Regions from separate parts of the Mus musculus genome. Here region 1 is linked to region 2. Evidence: chromatin loops called from intact Hi-C (ENCODE). Cell type or tissue: heart. All regions are shown on one strand. Each heading gives the region's core, and the rest is flanking DNA. Links, peaks and the distances in the headings are about the cores only.

Region 1 (8,339 bases), core at 288-8,287, 310 kb after region 2:
GTCACTTAATTTATATTCGTTAAATACATCTGACACATTTTGGTGCCTTCTCTGTGGTTATTGTTAGTAGGTTAACCGATGCATTGTAATATTAACATGAGATCTTGGAATTAAAAGAAGTTATACTTGATAATGATATGCTTGTATTAAGTTGAGAAGGAGTCAATTAATTCTTGCTAGTTTGCCAACTTGACACAACCCAGGATCACTTTGGAAGAGGTAACTCCAGTAGAGAAAAATCCCTCCATCAGACTGGCCTGTAGGCAAGTCTGTGGGGGAACCTTATTAATGATGGGTGCAGACCTTCCAGCCCACTGGGAAAGGTGGTACCATGGTCTGCTGAAGTTCCTGCCTTGGCTTCACTCGGTGATAGACAGTGATTAGGGCCATATAACAAATAAGTCCTTTGCCCTCATGTTACATTTCTATCAGTGTTTTGTCACAGCAACAGAAATCCACTAAGAAAGTGATGATCAATAATCTGTAATTGCTTCTGTACTGATTGTGGGTAGAGTCTCCGCTTAAGAAGGTCCACAGAATTTCCTATTTCATCTATTGAATGAAGATGAAGCTTCATATTTCCAGTCATGGGAGTTAGCTGGAATTCCTGTGTCACTGGGGAGTTTGAAACCGTTAGATCACCAAGAAGACATGAATCTTACAAGATTAAAATGCAAGGTTTAAGCAAGAGTAATATTTTTGTGTCATTCAGTGACCACAGAAAGGATGAGAGTGAGGAAAGCCATGGCCTTGCTTATTTTAGGAGAATCATCCCTCATGGGTACAATCACTTGGAAAGTGTTCTTTTTAGAATCATATTGAGTACGATATATTAAGAATGTGGCTTAAAGGTGCTGAAGGAAGCATTCAATAATTAGGAAGTCTGGCTGCTCTTGCAGAGGACTCAAGTTCAATTCCCAGCACCTACATGGTGTCTCTCAACTGTTTAAAACTCCAGTTCTTGGGGATTTGATGCTCTCTTCTGTCTTGAGTGGGCATCAGGTATGTACATGGTGCATAGACATACATTCAGGCAAAAACACTCATGCACAGAAAATAAAATAAAATAAAATAAAATAAAATAAAATAACTCGATAAAAAATAATTTAAAAAGGGAATTTGGTGAAGAAATATAATAAAAGAAAGACAATCTTATAAGAAAACCAGGGTTGAAGTGAGGCTATAGTTAATGATAGATTCAGATAAACTATCTAAATAGAGTGGGTTTTTTTAAAATTATAGCTGGAGTGGCTCTGATATTTTATCAAGTATGTCAGCAGCTCATACACAGGATTTAATGGGAAATCATGTTTAAGGCTGAATTTTTGTCTGTTTCCTTTAAATTCTACTTTAGTTTTGTGGTATGTCAATCATTTTAATTTAGGATTACTTATGACAATGCAGACTGCCAAAATGAACCCTACCCCAACCCTGACCCATTACGGTCGGTTAGCACTTGGATTTAGAAGGAGTCCCTGTATCTTTTATTCTTTTTCATTTTTATATCAGTAATTTCATATGTTGAGAATGAGTCAGAGGTCTAGCTTGACCATGACTTCATCTGTGTACTGACCCTTTTCTTTGCAAATACAGACTGGTTAGAAACCACAGAATGGGGTCTCCTTGGCTCTCTGAACAATAGGACAGGTGACTTACCAGACATATAAGACATTTTGATAAAACAAACAAACCAACCAACGCATAGTCCCATGGGAGCTGGATGATCACGGAAGTAAACATGTTTGACTGCCCTCTTTTTCTGTCCCTCTGACCACATTGATACAGGAGTCAAAGTATGGCTATTGAACACCCAGAAGTTCAGTTGCACAAGTACTAAAGAATAAATCATGCTTTAAAGTCACTGAAGGAACTGGAGAGGTGGCTCAGCTGTCACATGGACATTTGCTACTCTTGTGTTCAATCTGATTCAATTCCCAGCACCCATCTGGAGGCTCCTCAACCCCAGTTCCAGGAAGTCCAGCATCATTGTCTGGCCTCTCCAAGCCCAGGAAACACATGATGGACATACATACATGTAGGCAATATACTCACACAATAAAACAAAAAGATTTCCCTTTTATTGAAAATAAATTATTTTCTCATAAAATATCCTTTAATTAATCCCCCCTCCCTCCACCCCTCTCTCTCTCCTCCCATTTGAATCCACCCCATTTCTGTCTTTCATTAAAAAGAAGAGGCTTCTATACCCCATTTTTTGATTGGATTGTTTGGGTTTTTTTGTGATTAACTTCTTGAGTTATTTATATATTTTGGACATTAGCCCTTTATCAGATGTGGAGTTAGTGAAGATTTTTTTTCCCAATCTTTAGGTTCCTGATTTGTCTTATTGACCATAAGAAGCTTTCCTTATAGAAGCTTATAGAAGCTTTGACTTATAGAAACATTCCAGTTTCATGAGGTCCCATTTATCAATGACTTTACAGGGCATAGTTCTTTTTGTATCTTCTATCCTCTCTGGCTCTTACACGCTTTATGTTTCCTCTTCTGCAGATTCTCCTGAGCTCTGAAGGGGGGAGGGGCTAATAGAGAAATCACATTTAGAGCTGAGTGTTCCAAGGTCTTTCTCTGCATAATATCTGGCTGTGCATCCCTGTGTTTATTCCCATATACTGCAGGAGGAAGTTTTTCTGATGATGGCTGAATAAGGCACTGATCTATGAGCTTGGCAGAATATCAGTAGGAGTCATTTTATTAGTACTGTGTTTTAAGATCTGTGGTATTTGATTTTACCATAGGTCTCTAGGCTATCTAGTCTCTGATTCTTGGGCAACCAAGCAGTGTTGGGTATGGGTTCTACCTCATAGAGTGGGCCTTGTTCAAATCAGACATTGGTTTGCTACTCCTACTAGTTTGTGCGACCATTGGCTTAGCATATTTTGCAAGGAAGATAACACTGTAGATCAAAGGTTTTGTGGCTATGTTGTTGTATGTGTTTCTCTTTTGGTAGCCTGCAGAGTAACTTTCCATACTCAAGACTTTAGAACATAGGGGTGAAGGTTCTATATTGGCATCCACTAGACCTCCCCAAGTGTGGGTGTTGTCTTCAGCAATGGACTCTTTTTGTCAGTTTGCAGAGAGCAAACTATTGTATTGGCAACAGCCTGGGGTGTTTGGAGCATTTCCATGGAAGCTCTTTGGCCAACAACTCAATTGGGTATAACCCAGGCTTGCTACTGGAAGCTCTGTTTGGTAACGAGAGATGGAGAGTTACCTCCCCATTTTTGGAGACATCATTAAAATCACTTTCATGTATTTTAGTTAGTTCCCACTACATTAGGTGATTTATTCCATGTTCTATTGCTGTGAAGAGACATTGTGATCAAGGTGACTCTTAAGAAAGAAAGCAACACTGGCAGGACACATTCGTGTGAACGGGACTCCTGGGTCACCTGGAGATCTCAGATCGATGGAACAGAGGCTACAGTACTGACGCTAACCTTTCAAGAGGCAGTCTGTGGGCTAGCAAGACGGCTTAGTGAGTGAAGTCGCTTGCCACAAAGCCTGGAGATCCGGGTCCAATACTTGAGAAGCTATCTTCTGACCTCCACACATGTGCCTAGTATACTCTTTCTCTTACACAGATAGATAGATAGATAGATAGATAGATAGATAGATAGATAGATAGATATTTTTTAAGAGGCAGTCTACTAAGATTCAGACTAAGTTAGGGCAAGTAGTTCCTTGGCTCCCATGACTAAAAGGTGGCCTCAATAGCCTGTGAGACACTGACTCAACTGATGCCATCTTAGAGACACCATTTTGACCTTAGAACTCAGTACATAGGCAACAACAATCTGCCAAAACCCTAACCTGCCAAAATAGGAACAAAGACCTAATTCATCAAAGACCTAGTTTATAGTGCCAGGACCTGGGAAAGTCCCTAAACATATTAACCTTGCTTTTTGGCTTCTGTAGTTTCACTTCTCGCTAACTGTTCTTACTTGCTTTTTGTGCATAAAAGGAAAAGAATAGTGAGGCTCTGGGCTACATAGTTTGGGAAGTTCCTTATGCAGTCCCCAGTGGGGCATAAATGCTTTCTATTGGTGTTAAAACTGCATGTATTTTCTGAAGGAGTCATCTTGTAACAGTTGATGCCACACTGGTTCCCTCAGGACAACCTGCCTAGAAATAAAGACAACAGACATATGAATAAACCCTGATGTGAGAGCTGGACCAGTTGGACCAGGCCCTGCCTTGGCTTACTTCCTCAACATAAGATTCATTTTAAAAAAAACAAACAAGGGCTGGAAAGATGGCTCAGCGGTTAAGAGCATTGACTGCTCTTCCAGAGGCCTTGAGTTCAATTCTCAGCAACCACATGGTGGCTCACAACCATCTGTAATGGGATTCATTGCCCTCTTCTGGTGTGTCTGTAGACAGCAATGGTATACTCACATACATAAAATAAATAAATCATAAAAAGAAACAAACAAACAAACATGGTGTTTATAGTTTCATAGGGTAGGTCACCGAGCCAAGGGAAATGCCTTGCCCTGGGAGTGGTGAAGAAAGCAAGTGTCTGAAGACTGTGGCCAATAGGGGCCAGACTAGGGGGGTGCACAACACAGGGAGTGGTAGATTCAAGAAAGGAGGAAACAGCATGCTCTTAGTGCTTCATGCAGTCTCCCATACAAAATGATACCACGCCACTCACATATTTAAGAGAATTAGGCAGAAGTGGGTTAGTAAAATAGGTCCCTTGTCATTTTGTTATACCCATTTAGCAATATTCTAAGTCCTACATTAAGTGAGATGAGAATAACAAAAGTTGTACTTCTAGGTTTATTTGATGAAATCTAATCTGCTCTTTAGAGGATGTGCTGAGAATAGCACACAGGCACAAGAGCTGTGTTTGGGAGCCTGGGTGGTAGTTTTGCAGCTTGACTTTTGAGTATTTTCGTTTTCTTACTGGCAAAAGTATAACAAGAAAGAACACACACACACACACACACACACACACACACACACACACACACACACACTTACTTCCTAGCCTGTTCGGATGAATTTTAAAAAACTACAATTTCTAAATTACATACTCAGACATTACATACAGCAATGCTTGGCGTAGGAGACATTTATTAAACATATTCTGGAACGACCTGTCCAATAGCCTCGCTCAAGGCGGCGCAGCCCTTGCGTCATCAGGAAGTGCGAGCTAGCTTCCGGTTGCAGCGGTGCAGGGTGAGACTTTGGATGCCCGGACGCGGGTGATTGGCGTCATTGGGAGGAGCGGCGGGGCTTCCAGCGACTTGAAGTCTGAAGTCAGGAGCAGCATGTCTGGCTGTGTGCTGCTCTCGCGTGGGGCGACTGCGGCGGCGGCTGCGGCGCGAGCTTCCCGGGTGCTGAGGGAATTCACGGCGAGGCGCCGCCCGCTGCACACCAGCCTGCAGAGCTGCTCGTTCGCCAAGGAGCTCTTCCTGGGCAACATCGAGCAGGTAGGAGGCGAGGCCGGACTGCCCGTGTCCTCTGCTCCCACCTTTCATTCTGGCCAGAGTTGCATGGAACGTTATCCGAGCCCGTAGAAGCCAAACATCCGAGAGGCTGGGCTCGGCGATGTGGCTTAAGTCGTGTCACAGTGGTTTTTGTTTTGGGGCAGGGTCTCATTCAGTAGTAGCCCAGGCTGTCTTTGGACTCGCTCTGTAGCTAGGCATGCCTTGAATACGTGGTCCTCTTGCCTCGGTCCTCAGAGTTGCCCATCCAGCTATTTCTTGTCTTGGAAGTTTGTCTCGTATTGTCTGACTTTATTAAAGTAGAAGTCAACACTTGGGCTGAGTGGCTGCCCTGGTGCAACGTTCAAAGCTAGAACTTTGAAGTGTGGGGACCCTTTTGCCCACATTCTGGCGCAGAGGGTGCCGAGGGACTTGGATTCTTGTGCTTTTCCAAGGCAGGAGGAAGAGCGCAGCCATCATGTATCCCCTTCAGTCTTTAAATCTACCCTTCATCACCCGTGAGCTTTGCTGCCAGTTTTCCATTTCTGTATTTAGTGAGAGTCCCAGTGGTCAGCTCTCCTCCAGATGGTATCTACTTTCTATACTGTTGTGAGCTGTATACCCCTAGCAAAGGCTGGCCTGGTGATTAGAACTCAGCTTTCTCACTATTCAAGGATAATTCTGCATCTTGGACCTGTGCCCTCAGGCTTTGGCCCAGTGGCCAGTGGTTTTCTCCACATTGCTCACTTCTCATTCCCATTCCTACCCCACCCACCATTAGTAACTAATGCAGATATGTACTTAATGTTTGTTCTGAATGCATGTTAGGCCTCAGGTTTCTGAAAAAAAAATTCTTTTCTTTGTATCTCTTTTGTTAGTTCCTTGGTTTCTCAACCTGTAGACCTTGGCCAGTGTCTCTGGTAGCCCAGTTGAAGTCAGAGGCAGTGTCGTTGTTGTTTGTGTTGTTTTGTTCTTCTTCTTTTTAATGTGGAGGTGGCAGGTGTATTGATTGCTTGCTTTTGAGACAGTCTCACTGAGACTTTCTGCCTCTGCCTTCCTTCATGAGAGCTAGATTGAAATTGTATGCCACACCTAGCAATGCTGAATTTTTCTAAAGTTTAAGCCTGTGGGCCTCTCTTTTTATTATGGTCAGCCCCTTGATGACCTAATTCAGTGCCCTAGCTTTAAATGACAACTCTATTCTTACGACTCAGATTTATTTTTTCAACTTGAGTTCTTCCCCTAACTCCAGACTTAGTCTACCTTTCTGCTCTATATCTCCTCTTAGATGTCTAATAAGCATCTTTAATAAGCATATATGATAACCTCTCCTGGATCCCACCCAGTTCTGCTTCTCCCAACAGCCCGTTTACAATAGATAATGGCTACTCTGTGATTCAACTTTTTCAATACATTCTCCAGTGACACCTTTGATTCGTCTTGTTCTCATTGAATCCTATAGTAAGTAAATCTTTGTTTATCTTCAAGTTACATTCATATCTGACCACTTCTAACTTCACTGCTACTTCCTGGATTGAGCAAACACCAGCTCTCGGAGCATTTCTGGGCCTTGACTAGGACAATGGCAGTGGTACTTAAGCGTCTGAGGGTAGAGAGTAGCCGAGTTATCCATGCCAGTGGCTGACATATACACTTACTTGGACCCGAGTCTGTCCCAGGGGCAAGTGGGAGGATGAATGGGTGAGGCTTGTGTGGCACTGGCAGACTTAGTTACAGCCCCTGGCTTATATAATTGGCTTCTGCAGTAGGATTACCTGAATAACAGGTTCTTTTGCTTTATCAGCTTAAAAGATGCTAATTGTTATTTCACTCCTCACCCACACGGCGCCTCATTCAGTTTTTGTCACTTTTAACTAGAGGATATTTTCCTTCTAGCCTCCAGTATCCACCCCCCCCCCCTGATATTTTTTGTTTTAGGTTTTTGGGTTTTGTTCTGTTTTGGAAGATTGTATTTGAGTTGTTGTTTTTGAGACTGGGTCGTGATGTGTAGTCTTGGCTGGCATGGAGCGTGCTATGTAGACCAGGCTGGCTTGAACTCACAGGAGTCCACTGGCCTCTGCCTTCCAAGTGCTGGGATTAAAGGTGTGCCTCATTGTGCCTGGACTCCTGAAGTCTTTACCCTTTTAAGTATGTCTGAATACCAGTTATTTGCCAGGTTGCCTGTTTTGCCTAGTTTGCCCACTGGGATCGACATCACTTTTCTCCCACACAGCCCTTTGACCCAGACTAGGTGACAGGCAAGACTGTGAAGGTGATGGAGTAGGAGTGGTCTGAGCCTCCATGAGTGAGCAGCCTTGTTCTAAGAGGCTCAGAGGGCCAACAGGAACTATGCTCCCTGTTAGTCTGCCTCAGCAGTGGAGTGAGTGCTGGTGGATGGCAGCATATTCTTTAAGTCACTTGTCTCTTGGATAGAGAGAGACCCATGGACCTCTTGTCCTTGGGCCAGAGAGGAGCAAATAGATTTTGGAACGTTGCTAATGTGGAGAAGTCAGGAACGTGAGTACTAAGACAGGGTAGAGACTTGAGTGCTCCCCTTGGTGAGAGGAACCAAGGAGACAGGGGAACTCCTGATCCTGAAAACTTGTGATATATCTGTGTTCAGCTGTGGGTCCAGATATACACCCTGTCCAAAGCACCTGGAGGAGTAGCTAGAGCTTGGCGGGCCACAGGTCTTCAAGCCATATGGGATCATTTCAAAGGCCCGCAGGGAATCCTGGCAAGTTGGCCACTAGTGATTAGAAGCCACATCATTCTCCAGGACGCAGGCATGGTCACTTCATGTTTCAGGACCCAAGTATGTCCTGCTTGACCCACACAGCTCCTTTCTCTGATGAACAGGATCATATAGGAGAAGCCAATACAGGA
Region 2 (8,339 bases), core at 230-8,229:
AAGGTTCTGAGGAGAAGGGCTAGATACTGCTTATATTTTCTCCTGGGAAGGAATGTTAGCAACGTCTTTTTTTCTTTGAATATTTTATTTTTATTAATCTTTTTTTATCAGATATTTTCTTTATTTACATTTCAAATGTTATCCCCTTTCCTGGTTTCCCCTCTGAAAGCCCCCTCCCCTCTCCCCTCCTCCTTTCCCCTGCTCCCCAACCCACCCACTCCCATTCCTGGCCCTGGCATTCCCCTACACTGAGGCATAGAACCTTCACAGGACCAAGGGCCTCTCCTCCCACTGATGACCGACTCTGCTACATATGCAGCTGGAGTCATGGGTCCCCCCATGTGCAATGTCCATTTAAAGAAAAAAATAAGCAAACACTTGTAATTAGTCAGAAACTCGGCCTCCCGGGTTTCACTTTACCCATGCAGCCCCACTTCTTCTTTCCCTGAATTAGTTACACCATCTTACACATCCAAAGCTTTCTTCACCCAAACATTTGCCCCTGCAGCTAGCTCATCCGGTTGCAAAGTCTACCCCTTCTTTAACCTCTCATTTCAAACTCAGTTTGAATTCAGATGTGGTCCAGTGCTAAAGGATTTGCCTAGAATCAGAGATAAAGAGAAATGACTTTGATAGCCTTTCTCCTGGCGCTTTCCCCAACTACTGTTGTTCACGTCAAGTTTCTGAAATTACCAATGATCATCAGTAGAATACTTTAGGATTTAACGGTTACTTGGCTGGCTCACCTCCCCTCTGTGACTGCTCTTTCCAACTAGATTATAAGCTGCAGCCAGGACAGAGGAGGCCACTCTAAAGTGGGTTTTGTGCCCTTTCCTAATTTTAGGCAGTCTTCACACAATCATTTGATGCTGAAGAAATAGTTGTGGAATAAATGAACTGCTACTACCTCCAAACTTTTTTTTTTTTTTTATACCTGGTACCTGCCTTCTTAAATCATGAGTTTTCTCTTCTCTCTCCCTAAGCCTTCCCAATCACAAGCAACAGGGTGTAATTCCTTTTATATTATGTGAAGGTGTTTTCATGGGGTCCACTTAAATCCAACTGCAACAAAGAGCCAGAATATCTCAGATCATTTAAGCTCGAAAACCACAACTTCTGTGACAAGTAATTGTTACATTTTCCCATCAATCAGGACAGGAATTGGTTCCTGGGCCTGGGAACGTGAACTTAGTTTAACCCTGCCAGCAAGTTGGGAAAGTTGTCCTTGAGATGGCTGGACCCAGACAAGTGTCTCTTTACAACAGAAGGCATTCAGCTATTGGGAAGTCCCCAGCTCCCCTAGGGCCTGGGACCTTGAACTTAGTTTCCCCCTATGGTTAAATGGAGGTTAAAAACAAAATGTCAGTACTTAGGGCAAGTTTCTTTTGTTTGTTCCCAATAGCATACACATACAACTGAAATCAAGATTTCAGAGAATTGATCCCTCTGACCTCTATACACCCACATGGCACATACTCCTACCTCCAAGAAATAAATTTAATTAAAAAAAAAACCCTGATTATTATACATGGAGAAGATTTTACCACCACTAAAGAATTACAACTATAGTATAAAAATGCTCGGCCATGCTATGGTTCTGGTAGAAAATGTTTGGAGCAAAACACTGCCCTGTTGCTATTTTTGTTCCTGACAGTTTGGACTTTCATATGGTCTTCACATATTTGAGCTGCTTTTTGCCACATTGCCTCATAACACCTCGAATCAACTCCTTCCTAATTCCCCACCCCCTGTCCACTTCCACCTTTAGAAATTTGGAAGCCAGTTCAATGATATGTAATGCATCCTCTAGGTTGCTGTTTTACAGGTTTTCTTGACAAATTTTGGTGGCATATAAATAAAACATTTCCAGGCCTACTTTGTAACCAAGTCACTGAGAAACGAGATGTGAGAAGTAAGTTTGTTTAGGAATATAGCTTAAGAACACAGGTTCTACTGTCCGATTATCCATAATCCAAATCACAGTTTTGCCGAATTATTTAACTTGAGCTTCTCCATCTGCACAATCGGGATAATACGTACTTCAGAGACCCAATTAGAGTATCGGGTAGAGCTTGACGCAGTGGGTTCTGGGACACTGCCTTAGAACGGAAGTAACATTTTGTTTTCTCTAAAAGCATTCCAGTAACTTTATGCTGGTGTCACAGAGTAAGGGTCGGGCATAAGAGCAAAACGAAGGTTCCTTTTTCTTTTTAAATATCTGTCCTAAATTTGGGTAATTTATAATATTAAAAAAAAATTATTGCAGGTCCCCCCCCCCCCCCCCCGAGACAGGGTTTCACTGTATAGCCCTGGCTGTCCTGGAACTCACTTTGTAGACCAGGCCGGTCTCGAACTCAGAAATCTGCCTGCCTGTGTCTCCCGAGTGCAGGGATTAAAAAGGGATTAAAGGGCTCCATTGCAGATTTTATAGGCCATAGATAACTGAAAGACTCTAATTGCAATGCTGGATTAACTAAGACATGACTACTGAAACCAAAAGACAGATTTGTCTAATCACCGTAGCTTAGATTTAGGTTTTTGCAGAATGTTACTTTTCAAATTACAAATGTCTGATGGTGACGTGTTTTAATTCAGGAAAAAGAGAGTACGACGAAGACGAACAGGTGGCTGCTTTTAGACAGTATAAACTTGTTCCAGTTGCTTGTATGGGCCTTCTTAAAAGTTATCCACACCCTTGTTAGAGAGGTCACGCTACTTTGGAGGTAGTTTTCATTGCATGCTTAGCAATTAGCTTTCCGAGGAAAGTCTCTCCCCTTAGCCTTTCCAGCTTAATTCATCAGGATAGGAACTCAGCAATAGCTCCAGAAATTGAGGTGCAGGCTGGACTCTCACAGAGAAATCTCAAACTTTCCCCAATATTAGTCCACTTTGGTTACTCGCTGAGTTATGTGTGAAGCAATTAAATGCCTTTGACAATTAAAAAAATTTTTTTTACCAAGTCTATAAGAATTTTGTACAATTTAGTTTGATCATAATCATCTCCCTCTCCAAATGTAAGTCTTTGATAATTTAATGGTCTGGGCACAGACCTTTTGGTCACATACATTTGCTGGTGTGGATCCGAATGTTGGGGTGGATGGGGGGGGGGGTTGGTGGGGGAGGGGGAAGATCTGTGACAGGGCAGAGCCAACTCCTCTTCGAGGAGTTGCTACAGCCTAGCCGGCCAAGATACAAAAACTCGAAAAAGGCCCACAGAGCCGGCGAGCCTGACAGCGCTCACGTTTTCGCGACAAACCGCCCCGGAAAGGGGCGGGCAAACCCGCGCGGAAACACGGAAGGGTGGGCCTCCGAGAGGTAAAGAAGCGGGCGGGTCCAGAGCAGGTGAGGGAGGGGCACAGGGCTTGGGGGCGGGACCATGGAGGGCGAGGGCGGGGCGGCGCCGTGGGGGCGGGCCCATGGCGGGCGAGGGCGGGGCGGCGCCGTGGGGGCGGCGGTGCTTCGGGTGACAACGGTCAGAGATGAAGGTGGCGGCGGCTCAGCGGGGAGTAGTGCTGCGCCGGGCGCGGTTGGCAGCCAGGCCGCGCCTGTAGGACCTCCGGGCCGGGGTGGCGGGATGGGGACCCGACTCGGGTAGAAAAGCGGGGACAGCAGAGAGCAGAACTTAAGCCCGAGGGGCTCGCCTGCTCCGGTCACACTCGGAGTCCTCTTCCACCTGCTGCCGCTCGGTCCCGCGTCCGGCGGGCCACGACGGCGTCGGCGACGGCGGGGGCATGTGGCGCTGGGTCCGGCAGCAGCTGGTAAGTGAGGGCTGGGTGGCGCGGCGGGGCGGCGAGGGCTAGGCCGCGGCGGGGGCGCGCGGCTCTCTCTCGGCCCGGGCTCCGCACAGCGCGGGGATGCACTGCAGCTTGCGGCCGCTGAGGGTCGCGAGCCGCGCGGGCCCCGAGGTGGCGGAGGTAGCGGCGCGGGGCGCGGGTCAGGCGGCTCCCCCGGACTCCGAACTAGGCTCGTGCGGGCTCCGGAGGAGGTCTGGGTCCTCCTCGGCCTCCCGGCGGAAGCTCGCCCTGGGCCTAGGAGGAAGGCGCGCCGGAAAGGTCTTCACCGCAGACCGGTGCAACTTCTCTGTGCATCTCTTGTGTGTCACCCACCCCTCAAGGCGGTTAGAACGCACGGGTTAGGAGCCAGTGGTTTAACTTTTGAACATTACTGTATTACCTGGAAAAAGAAAAAGAAAACCCTAGAGTGACTTAAGTGTCTAAAAAGCGTCACCTTTCTCAGAAATCATTCACAGACGAAAATCTCTCATGTCCCTTGGCACTTGCAGCCCAGAAAATAACAACGCCAAGGCGACAATGACAGTTAAGGCAGACATCACTTCAGTTCTAGGAATGCTAATCTATATGCTGTTTAATTTTGAAATTGTACCAATTGCAGTATTTTTTTTCTACGAGGTTTCAAGGCAGTGATAAATCTTAGAGAAACAGAAATGTCCTGTTTTGAGACCAAAATCTTCATTCTTTTTTCTTGTGGTAGAACAGTTTTTCAGGTGAAAACTAAAAAGTATGTATTTCAGTCAGTCTCCTGTTTATTTTACAGTAAGCATCATTCTTAAATAAAGAAATCTTATAAATAAAACTAGAACCGCCTGCCACTCCCTCATACAAATGGTAGGTCTTTATTTTTAGCTAACTGTTGCAAATTGAAGTATTCCAGCTTTATTGGGAATCCAAGCTAATGATGTCATTTAATCCACACTTGCTTTCTTGTGGCAAGCCAGTACAGTAAGGAAGTTAATTATTACAAATCTGATCTGCTTTTGACTTCTCAGGCGTCAAGTAAACAAAAGATTTAACACCTTTTTATCTGATGTTTTGGGTGAGAAAATAGTTTTTAAGGCTGTTTTTTCAAGCCTTTCCCAGTATGTTAAGACAGTCTCTCAGTGTGAGGTACTTTTTTGTTAGCTTGAATAAAATCTTTCTATGTGATCATTCCTATCTTCCAGATAGAAATCTGGTAATGTTGTGAGAAATGGCTTTATGTTTACGGCTGAAAGGGATAAACCAGAAGCTGTGTGGTCATTTTTAAGTCAGCTGTCTCATGGCCCTGACTAACAAGTTGAACAAGTTGCTTTCCATTTTAAAAAAAAAAAATACTATCTCTGATATTTAGTTGTCTGTCACTGGTTTTACTTTTAAGATAATCAAGTCTTTAAGAACTTGTGCCAGGGCTGGAGAGATGGCTCAGTGAGTTAAGAGCACTGACTCTTCCAGAGGTCCTGAGTTCAATTCCCAGCAATCACATGGTAGCTCACAGACCATCTGTAATGGGGTCTGATGCACTCTTCTGGTGTGTCTGAAGACAGCTACAGTGTACTCATCTAAATAAAAATAAATAAATCTTTAAAAAAACAAAAACAAAAACCCTTGTGCCAAAGCAGGACTTTGAATTGCTGACTAAGTTTGTGTAATCACTTAAATACAAATTAAGGACAGTGTGTACAAAGGAACGAAGTATGTTGTACTAGCTCAGTAATAAACAGCCTTTCTAGTTGCTACTCCAAGAATTCAGTTAAAAAATTCTATCTTGGATTATTCAAATTATACAAATTTTATATACAAATAATGCAAATTTTATTATTATTTTGCTCACTGGGTTTAGTCACCAGCATTATGTTAATTGTAAAATTCATAAAAGGGAAAATTTGGGTAAATCAATAAATCATAGGGACAGGTTGTTTTGGAAATGTTTTGGAACATTTCATATGAATCCTGGCTTTCAACCAATAATTTAACAAAAAAAAAGATACTTTTTGTTTTTAATTTTTGATTACTGCTTAGTGTGTTTGGGTATGTGTGTAAGTAAGTCAGGACACCCTGTGCCAGTCAGTTCTTTGCTACCTTGTGGGTCTCAGGAATCAAACTCAGGTTCTCATTTGCTTCCTGAGACATCTAACTTAACTTGCTGTGTTTTTATGATAGAGACAATTATATCTTCTGTTTTATTTTATTTGCAGTTTTAAAAAAATTGATTGATTTCTTATCTCTATTAAATATTTTTAATTGCCTAATGATGAGAAATCATGATAAAAACTGACATTTTCCCTTTATGAAAATAGTGAAAACTTGTGGAATATCCTTTTCTTTTTTCTTTTTTGTTTTTCTTTCACACATAATGTTCAAATTATTTTATGCTAAAAGTTATTATGTATTTCTGGTGTAGTTCATATTCATAGTGTAGCCCTTTTCAGTAACATGTTGTACTTAGTCATTATAGTCCGTCATTAACAGCATCTCAATTATAACAGCATAGGACCGTTAGATGCCTAGTGTGTTGTTGTTGTTATTGTTATTATTGTTATCATTTATTACTTTGCCAGAGCTGTCAGTCAAACCCACAGCTTTACACATGCTAGCGGTAGCTGTTGACCACATGCAGCTGCTAAAATTTGTGGTAAGAGAAGAATACTCATATAGCATATTTATTTGTATAGTGCTGATGTCTACCTTTAAGCAAACATTCTTATAAACAAATATATTTAGATGACCTATAAGGTTTCATTACAGAACAACATAGTACCATGTTTTCATAGAACTAACTTGTTTGTAGGTATTTGCTAAATCCTGTTTTATGTGAACGTGATGAGGCTTTTACTCATGACTGTTCTCAGTCAGCCCCTATATTGGGCTACAGTTAGTCTTGAGAATGTTTTCTGGATAATGAATAGATTAGGAAATAATGAATATTATTTCTGTGTTTAGCAATATAGTGATAAGATTTAAGTCTGACCAGTCCAGAAGAGTGTAGAAAATGATTGTAACTGCAAGCAACCACAAACTAGCAGGCTGCGGGTGTTTGTTTAACTGGTGGGACAGGCCTGTAATCCCAGCATCTGGGAGTTGGATGAGGAAGATCGTGAGCTGGGGTACGCTGCAGAGCGCTTCTTACACTGTTCATGATGTCCCTTGAGCCTCCCGATTCACTGAGGAAACTGGCAGTTCTTAGCCGCAGCTTGCTGGGTGTTATCAACTGTGTGAGTACACTTGCTGGGTCTGTGTTCCCTGCCTTGTTTGTGCCAGCAGCACAGGAGTGAAGCCCCTCTCCAGCTCCATTCACTGTGGTCACCAAGCTGCTCTCATCGTTCTCTAGCCTCCTCCGTCAGGTCACTTAGCAGAGCCTTGAACCTGCAGACACAGTGACGCTTCCCTCTCTATCTCAATTTGCACCGGATTGTACCTGATTGCCAAATGTTCTTTAATATAATAATCATTTTAAAACGTTTATCCTGCATCACAGTTCTGTCTAATATACTTGAAATGTGGCTGGCTCACATTGAAATTTTCTTAAATATAAAACAGAATTTAAATTTTAAAACAGAAGAAAAATGTGACATATCTCAGTTATATTTATTTCTGTAATAGAAAGATAGCTTAGCAGGACCAGGTACTTGTTACCAATTACTGTAATAAATACACAGTAAATGTGCTCAGTCCGACCTCTGCCATTCACTTGGTAGAAGGAGAAATTATCTCCTGAAAGTTATTCTCTGACTTTTACATTGTATGGTGACACGTGCCCACTCCCCAACAATAAATAAATATAGTAAAGAAATTTAATTGTTTATTTTTAAAATGTGGCTATTAGAAATTTAAAAATAATGTATGTGGCTTACATCTGTGGCCCATGTTTTATTTTTACTAGTACTGCTATATAACATTAAAAGTAAGCTTTAGCTGGGCAGTGGTGGTGTACGCCTTTAATCCCAGCACTTGGGAGGCAGAGGCAGGTGGATTTCTGAGTTCAAGGCCAGCCTGGTCTACGAAGCCTGGTCTACAAAGTGCATTCCAGGACAGCCAGGGCTACACAGAAACACTGTCTTAGAAAAACAAAAAAACAAACAAACAAAAAAAGAAGCTCTGCATTCTTTGGAGCACATTACACATTAAATCGGAATATCTTTCTTTATATTCGTATCTCTCTGTCTGTCTATCTATGTCTATATCTATCTATTGAAAGGATTTTTTTTTTTTTTAATGTATCTCAAGTTAGTCTTAACTTGTGATCTTCCTGCTCATTTTCCTGAGTGTTGGGATTTTGGGAATATATTCTTAAATATCAAGTTTTTCTTTTGGTTAAGGTGACATGATAGGTGTGTCTAGGTGTTCCCAGAGCACTCAGGGACCTTGCTTCAGAGCCTGGATATACAGCTTTCCCCAGAGTGAGGGCAGTATACCAGGTGTCACCATTGAAAGCAAACTTATTTTCCTCCCCTGGCAGCAATTAAATGCCAACAGCTCTTCAGCAAAGGGTGTAATATCATGCCTACTTCACTTCCTTCATGCTGAGAGTTTGTTTTCTCTAGCTTGATCTTGTACAGGCCTTGT

The links. Peaks named below come from ENCODE experiments on the same cell type or tissue, not always from the same donor. Only the 100,000 strongest peaks of a DNase experiment are listed, where the experiment ranks them.
Region 1: a loop joins it to region 2, with 6 times the contacts of the local background. A loop is called at or near these places in 9 of 42 quality-filtered maps.

Annotation. Positions count from the first base shown.
Region 1 is chr3:36,060,812-36,069,150 of GRCm38, forward strand. It overlaps Acad9 (acyl-Coenzyme A dehydrogenase family, member 9), which reads left to right and starts at 5,168. Exons shown (of 18, transcript NM_172678.4): 1 at 5,168-5,459. The coding sequence starts at 5,298. In heart, for the core only: no CTCF peak of the experiment used is centred there; a DNase peak (open chromatin) is centred at 5,230; H3K4me3 peaks cover 1,854 bases; H3K27ac peaks cover 1,279 bases; H3K27me3 peaks cover 1,944 bases.
Region 2 is chr3:35,750,653-35,758,991 of GRCm38, forward strand. Atp11b (ATPase, class VI, type 11B) reads left to right here and starts at 3,411. Exons shown (of 30, transcript NM_029570.4): 1 at 3,411-3,758. The coding sequence starts at 3,732. In heart, for the core only: a CTCF peak has its summit at 3,876; DNase peaks (open chromatin) are centred at 3,419 and 3,989; H3K4me3 peaks cover 2,217 bases; H3K27ac peaks cover 1,571 bases.